Linked DNA regions of Homo sapiens: all the other regions are linked to region 3. A link is a loop called in an ENCODE intact Hi-C map of the cell type or tissue named here. Cell type or tissue: heart left ventricle. All regions are shown on one strand.

Region 1 (2,500 bases), 310 kb before region 3:
TCATTCCTTCATGTCATCTCCCCCAGCAGTGAGTGAGATGCTGCAATATTTGAGTTTTGCAAATAAATATATTCAAATATAACATAAATATATCTAAAAATAGATTTTTAATAAATAACATTATTTTTAATTTTTACTATGTAAAAGTCCTAATTCTTGTAGAAGATTTAGTAATATTAATCAATGACAACTGTCATCTATTAAACAGACATAAATGGCAGATTCTGTGCTAGGTCTTCAATCTACTTCATCTCATTGAATATGACAACCCTATGTGTAGATATTGTTCTATCAGAGATGACAACATTCAAGTTCAGTCAGATCAAATAACTGGCTCAAAGTTAGATAGCTAATATGTGGTAGAATCAAGATTTAAGTAAGAACTTTTTGGAAATAACAGTAAAGTGCAAGAAGTAGGTATTGGAGTTAAAATGCCTTAATTCGCCTGACTGTGTTTGACGTTTGTGGATGGAGGATGATTTACACACATTTAATGGTGTTGCATCCGTATGTTATAGCATTGCAAAAATGGAAGGACTTATTTCCCACTCTGAGAAGAAAAACAACTCACTCCACACACTATCACAGCTCACTAGGAAAGCCAGTCACTCAGAGGAGCTGCGACGGGCAGAGGGCTACAGAAGCTCAGGTCATGGAGAGAGAGCCCATTTTGCACTGCCATGTCCAGAGTTCACACACACAAAAAGACTGATTTTTTTTTTTTTTTTTTGGTTACAAAGACACAAAAACATAAAGCTAGCATACAAAGAGTGGTCTGTTCTGGTGAGACTCTCGGTTTTGTTGCTGGTTTATTCTGAATTCTCTTATATTTCCTCATCACATAGGTTAAAACAAACACTAGCTCTTTAGCAAGAAAACCTTGGAGCATAAGCACTGCAACTGATCAAAGATGGATACAGAAGGTTCTGATAAATGTATAGCATTTCTTTATTTTTCCTTGCAGAGCATTTGACTCAGTACCTTGTGGAGAAGACAAAAAGATTTGATAATAATCACTGTACCCCTTTTTTCATATATATGGATCCCATCTGACTATTAAAATTGTACTTCATAGTGAAAAAAAAGTAGATGAATGCTTAAACAATGCTTCTTTAATATATCTTATTTTTCTCTGGGTGCACGTCATGTTCTATCTTAACACATTTGCTAATTTAATTTTCACAGTAGTCCCCATCTTGCATCTTAGAGAAGAGAAGTAGCAATCATTGTTCTTGCTGAAGACCAGGATTCTAAACCCAGCGCTTTTAAGACCAAGGCCAGTACTTTATGTATGCAAGCATGTAGAGTAATTGCAAAAGAAGAGGCTCTCTCAAGAGGAAGAGTGTTGAAGTAATTTTCAAAGTCAGGTCAAGTTGCTCCTGTCTATCAGCAGTGAAGGTAGGTAAAGAACAATTTGTCTTTCAATTTGCCAATGAAGGATAGAAGCAAAAAGCATCTTGACCTAGGTAAGCCAGCAGAGGGTGCCATTGTCCCTTCCTGTAGATGTAATCATGCAAGCCCAAGGGGCTCACCTTTCTTGCCTAAAGGAAAAGGTCCAGGCGAGAGGTCCCAAACTTCTCAGGTCATAATGCTCCTGCATCTTCTTTCCACAAAATTTAGATCAGTAAAAAAATTTTCCTATAAGCAAACAGGGAGCTGAGCTTTATGGATACAGGTAACTTAGTATCTTTGAAACCGGCTTTAAGTAATTTTTTTGAACTCACTAGAAAATGTTTTTTCAATGACTAAATGAGACCTGGGAGGACACACAATAGTCCCTGCTGTCTGGCTTTGAATAACTTTAATTTTCTTTTTTAGGAAGAGAGGATTAGTCTGTGAAGAAGCAGCTTTGCCCAGCCCTACCAGAAGAATCAGAGTTTAAACTGCCATAGAGTGATTTCTAACCCCGTCCCCAAACCACCACCACCACCACCATCATCCTAAATTCTCATCCAGCCACCTTGCTGGACCTATTAAACAGTGGACAACACAAGGACTTCTGTCCACAGGAAGCACTTAATAAACAGTGGTTGAATGTGCGAGTGCAGCCCCTGCTTAAATACCCCCAACAGCAACAAAGTGATGTGCACATTCCCCAGCTACCCATCCTGCCACGGTTTTGAGCTGCCCTGCTTGTATGTGTCAGGAGTGAGCATGCTGAAAATCAAGCAAAGAAGATGTTTACATGTGTCTTTTGCTTGCCAGTGGTTACAGACACAGCCTTACTCTCACCATAAACGCTTCAAAAGTACCTGCTGAATTGAGTAAGTAGGAGCTGGCTCTAATTATGAGTAATAAATGAAACTGAGCCAGGAAAATTGAGTATGAAACAGTTTAAGGGGAAGACATTAATGATAAAGTCTGCTCATGTGTGTAACTGCCTCCCACCAGCAGCAGTGGCTGTCCCCTGCCTTAATTAACTTAGCAAAAGAAATAGTTCAGCCTAGAGCTCTTCATGCGGGGATGCAATGAGAGGATGAAGGAGGCAGGGGAAAGCACA
Region 2 (2,500 bases), 130 kb after region 3:
AGAAGAAAATCTGTTTAACCTCTGCCCTTAAGACCTGTTCATGTGTGTAAAGGTTTGTTTACACCATTAACATATAAATGGCTCCAGAGTAGATTCATATATTCATGGATGTTGAAGAATGATTTCACTGTTCCTGGGAGAATTGACAGACATAAAAACACAAGCCCACAACCGTATTCTTTAAATTATTAAAGGGTTTACAATGTTTGTTCCTTTGCTAATGAATTTGTTCATTTAATGAAAGGGGCTTACTCTACTGTATTCATGTATGCCCAACTCTGTTCTAAAGCCTGAGATTGACTGATGAATAGGAGATGTATCTTGCACACACAGATCAAAATTTAATGGGGAACAAGTGAAAATGTTTAATTCTTGAAAAAGTCACTTAAATTCCCAAAATGATATAAGTATCCCCAGCTCATGTACTATTTTTTGAGTAGTTTTTGTTACCTTGTTTTTTAAACTATTAACTAAAGTTTAGACCTTATTTGGACACCACCAGCTTATCTTTTATTTATTTATTTATTTATTTATTTATTCATTTATTTATTTTGAGATGGAATTTCACTCGTTTTTGCCCAGGCTGGAGTGCAATGGCACAATCTCGGCTCACTGCAACCTCTGCCTCCATGGTTCAAGAGATTCTCCTGCCTCAGCCTCCTGAGTAACTGGGTTACAGGCATGCACCACCACGCCCGGCTAATTTTGTATTTTTAGTAGAGACGGGGTTTCACCATGTTGGCCAGGCTGGTCTTGAACTCCTGACCTCAGGTGATCCACCCGCCTCGGCCTCCCAAAGTGCTGGGATTACAGGCGCGAGGCACCACGCCCGCTATTATTTTCTCCTTTCTGTTCCAGGATCCAGTCCAGGGTTCCACATTACATTTAGTTGCCCTGTCTCCTAAGTCTCCTCTGATCTGTGACATTTGCTCAGTATTTACCTATTTTTCATGAGCTCAACAGTCTTGAGGAGTACTGGGCTGAGATCTTTTCTGTAGAATGTCCTCAGTCTGGGCTTGTCTGATGTTTTTCTAATGGTTACACTGGAATTATGGGTTTGGGGAAAGAATACCACAGAGGTGAATTGCTCTTCACATCACATATTATGGGGTGTAAGTCAACCACATGATATCACTGATATTAAGTTTTACCACTTGGTTAAGACAGTGGCTACTAGGTTTCTTTTCTATAAAGTTATGACGGTTTTCTATACTCTAAATTTTGGAAATGAGTTACTAAGTCTAGCTCACCTTTAAGCAGGAGAGGATTAAATTCTACCTGCTAGAGGGAAGGGTAACTATAACTCCAATTATGATTTGGAATATTTTTGTAAAGATTTGTCTCTTCTCCCTCATTTTTTTACACAAGTGAAATTTATTGTCATTGATATCCATGTGGATTCATGGATATTCATTTTATACTTTGTTTTATAAGCCAATCATTCAATACTGCATTATTTTGTTGCTCAAATCATTCCGGCTTTGGCCACTGGAAGTTAATTCATTTTTAATTCTAAAATATCAGTTATAGGGGATTCCAGGCCAACAGTCTTAACCAACATTCTTAAACAGTAGCTCATCTAGAATAATCTGTAATATCTAACCTAATAGTCCTTTCCTGCTTAACTATACTGGAGTTAACATTAATCCTTATATCTGAACAGGTGTTGTGTCATGAATTTATCTCTTTTCCTCTGATATCGATGAAAACTACAACCTATGTGAGCAAGCCAGGTTGTCCAATGGTCAACCTGTGAGGCTTAGCTTTGGCAAGGTGATTTGCTGCACTCTAATAATCTATGGAGCAATGCAAAAGAAATACACGATTATCTTTTTTTTTGATGCAGCGAAGCAAAGTTTTACCTAGAAGTCAAGTCATGACCAAGAGGTTCATAAGACTAATAAAAATGGACAGGAGGTATTTGTACGCTGATATTTCTTCCATAGTACACTTGGAAACTTTTATAAACATATATATTTTCAGGTAAGCCTGTATGCTTGTTATATTTAGTATTTTGCATATGGCCCATTTCCCTCTCCCCTCGGTGGATACCTGCATTATTAATAGGTTATCAACATTAACATTTTCCAAAGCTTGCAGAATACCAATTTGTGAGGAGAAGGTCACCAAATTCTGCTATGATTTAGCCATACCAAAGTGATCACTCACAGTACCAGAAACTTTGTTTTTTCTCTACATGAAGCCAAGACAATTGCCCTCCAACACAGTGGGTCTTCAAGTACAAAGACTAAATTAAAATCTGCTTACAAAGTTTATTTTTAAAGTAATTTAAAACACAGTGTAACCATACATTAAAAATATTGTGGCAATTTAGATTAGGAATAAACATGAGGTTATTTACATGTTGGCATATGTATGTGTGTATATATACACAAAGTGCAGATAAATACAGAACACTACAAAATAAACAAAAAATTCAATGATAATTTATGGACAATCACTTTTATATTTATTACTTAATTTGTCATGTTAATGACTG
Region 3 (2,500 bases):
AGGATGGAGGCCAAGGGCAGGAGCTGACCAGCGCCGCCCTCCCCCGCCCCCGACCCAGGAGGTGGAGATCCCTCCGGTCCAGCCACATTCAACACCCACTTTCTCCTCCCTCTGCCCCTATATTCCCGAAACCCCCTCCTCCTTCCCTTTTCCCTCCTCCTGGAGACGGGGGAGGAGAAAAGGGGAGTCCAGTCGTCATGACTGAGCTGAAGGCAAAGGGTCCCCGGGCTCCCCACGTGGCGGGCGGCCCGCCCTCCCCCGAGGTCGGATCCCCACTGCTGTGTCGCCCAGCCGCAGGTCCGTTCCCGGGGAGCCAGACCTCGGACACCTTGCCTGAAGTTTCGGCCATACCTATCTCCCTGGACGGGCTACTCTTCCCTCGGCCCTGCCAGGGACAGGACCCCTCCGACGAAAAGACGCAGGACCAGCAGTCGCTGTCGGACGTGGAGGGCGCATATTCCAGAGCTGAAGCTACAAGGGGTGCTGGAGGCAGCAGTTCTAGTCCCCCAGAAAAGGACAGCGGACTGCTGGACAGTGTCTTGGACACTCTGTTGGCGCCCTCAGGTCCCGGGCAGAGCCAACCCAGCCCTCCCGCCTGCGAGGTCACCAGCTCTTGGTGCCTGTTTGGCCCCGAACTTCCCGAAGATCCACCGGCTGCCCCCGCCACCCAGCGGGTGTTGTCCCCGCTCATGAGCCGGTCCGGGTGCAAGGTTGGAGACAGCTCCGGGACGGCAGCTGCCCATAAAGTGCTGCCCCGGGGCCTGTCACCAGCCCGGCAGCTGCTGCTCCCGGCCTCTGAGAGCCCTCACTGGTCCGGGGCCCCAGTGAAGCCGTCTCCGCAGGCCGCTGCGGTGGAGGTTGAGGAGGAGGATGGCTCTGAGTCCGAGGAGTCTGCGGGTCCGCTTCTGAAGGGCAAACCTCGGGCTCTGGGTGGCGCGGCGGCTGGAGGAGGAGCCGCGGCTGTCCCGCCGGGGGCGGCAGCAGGAGGCGTCGCCCTGGTCCCCAAGGAAGATTCCCGCTTCTCAGCGCCCAGGGTCGCCCTGGTGGAGCAGGACGCGCCGATGGCGCCCGGGCGCTCCCCGCTGGCCACCACGGTGATGGATTTCATCCACGTGCCTATCCTGCCTCTCAATCACGCCTTATTGGCAGCCCGCACTCGGCAGCTGCTGGAAGACGAAAGTTACGACGGCGGGGCCGGGGCTGCCAGCGCCTTTGCCCCGCCGCGGAGTTCACCCTGTGCCTCGTCCACCCCGGTCGCTGTAGGCGACTTCCCCGACTGCGCGTACCCGCCCGACGCCGAGCCCAAGGACGACGCGTACCCTCTCTATAGCGACTTCCAGCCGCCCGCTCTAAAGATAAAGGAGGAGGAGGAAGGCGCGGAGGCCTCCGCGCGCTCCCCGCGTTCCTACCTTGTGGCCGGTGCCAACCCCGCAGCCTTCCCGGATTTCCCGTTGGGGCCACCGCCCCCGCTGCCGCCGCGAGCGACCCCATCCAGACCCGGGGAAGCGGCGGTGACGGCCGCACCCGCCAGTGCCTCAGTCTCGTCTGCGTCCTCCTCGGGGTCGACCCTGGAGTGCATCCTGTACAAAGCGGAGGGCGCGCCGCCCCAGCAGGGCCCGTTCGCGCCGCCGCCCTGCAAGGCGCCGGGCGCGAGCGGCTGCCTGCTCCCGCGGGACGGCCTGCCCTCCACCTCCGCCTCTGCCGCCGCCGCCGGGGCGGCCCCCGCGCTCTACCCTGCACTCGGCCTCAACGGGCTCCCGCAGCTCGGCTACCAGGCCGCCGTGCTCAAGGAGGGCCTGCCGCAGGTCTACCCGCCCTATCTCAACTACCTGAGGTGAGGGCCCGGGACGGGGCACGCCCAGCGCGTCCGGGAGTAGCGGTTCCGTTGGCGGCGGCGGCCGCCAACCCTCAGCCCCAGCCCCAGCGCACCGCTGCGCTCCCCGGGGCGGCCGGAGAGGGTGGGCAGCGGGACACAGCACAGGGGCAGTTGCCTCCCTTCTTCTTCCCTCCTCTCCTCACTCTTGGGGACACGAAGGTGGGCGCAGAATATACTATTTTTGGGGCGTGCCTCCCTGAAAGCTGTTTTTTTGTTTGTTTTTTAACTTTCCGAATCTTCCAGATTCCGAAGCAGAACCAACCCCGATTTAAAACGTGCAGCGTCACACTAGGTCCGCTGTAGCCCAGTGGGGCAGAAAGTGCGCGGCGAGTTGGGGGCTTTATGAAATGCTTCTTTCTTAGAAGAAGGACGTTTACCAGGAGTGCTTGTCTTGGAGAGGAGTTAAGGCACCGTTCCCCCGGGAGGGGTGGGACTTGAGAGGTGGCCGGCCAGAACCGAAAGCAGCACCATCTTAGGGATTTGAACACTTCAGTGGCTCAGTTTTCTTAAGAATCTCAAGATTAAAATTAAGTTCACGTGGGAAATGTTTAAACTGTGGATTTAAACGCCTGTCACTGCATTGCACCGTTTTCTTATTATTGCTTGCTATTCACTACAATTTTT

The links. Hi-C counts contacts between places; a loop is a spot of excess contacts. Peaks named below come from ENCODE experiments on the same cell type or tissue, not always from the same donor. Only the 100,000 strongest peaks of a DNase experiment are listed, where the experiment ranks them.
Region 1: a loop joins it to region 3, with 4 times the contacts of the local background. A loop is called at or near these places in 8 of 110 quality-filtered maps.
Region 2: it touches region 3 in a loop (2.2-fold over the local background); 14 of 110 quality-filtered maps call a loop at or near these places.

The regions. Positions count from the first base shown.
Region 1 is chr11:101,435,701-101,438,200 of GRCh38, reverse strand. LOC124902737 (a long non-coding RNA gene) reads left to right here. Exons shown (of 3, transcript XR_007062861.1): 2 at 1,186-1,398; 3 at 1,819-2,500. Among named protein-coding and RNA genes, the nearest start is that of MIR3920, 83 kb to the left of the region's middle. In heart left ventricle, a CTCF peak has its summit at 1,487 (motif pointing right); no DNase peak of the experiment used is centred here.
Region 2 is chr11:100,993,695-100,996,194 of GRCh38, reverse strand. It overlaps ARHGAP42 (Rho GTPase activating protein 42), which reads right to left. Exons shown (of 24, transcript NM_152432.4): 24 at 2,254-2,500. Among named protein-coding and RNA genes, the nearest start is that of SNORD13I, 61 kb to the right of the region's middle. In heart left ventricle, no CTCF peak of the experiment used is centred here; no DNase peak of the experiment used is centred here.
Region 3 is chr11:101,126,768-101,129,267 of GRCh38, reverse strand. PGR (progesterone receptor) reads left to right here. Exons shown (of 8, transcript NM_000926.4): 1 at 1-1,834. The coding sequence starts at 198. It also overlaps PGR-AS1. Among named protein-coding and RNA genes, the nearest start is that of PGR, 1.8 kb to the left of the region's middle. In heart left ventricle, a CTCF peak has its summit at 995; DNase peaks (open chromatin) are centred at 667, 787, 1,637 and 2,267; H3K4me3 peaks cover 2,500 bases; H3K27ac peaks cover 2,125 bases; H3K27me3 peaks cover 688 bases.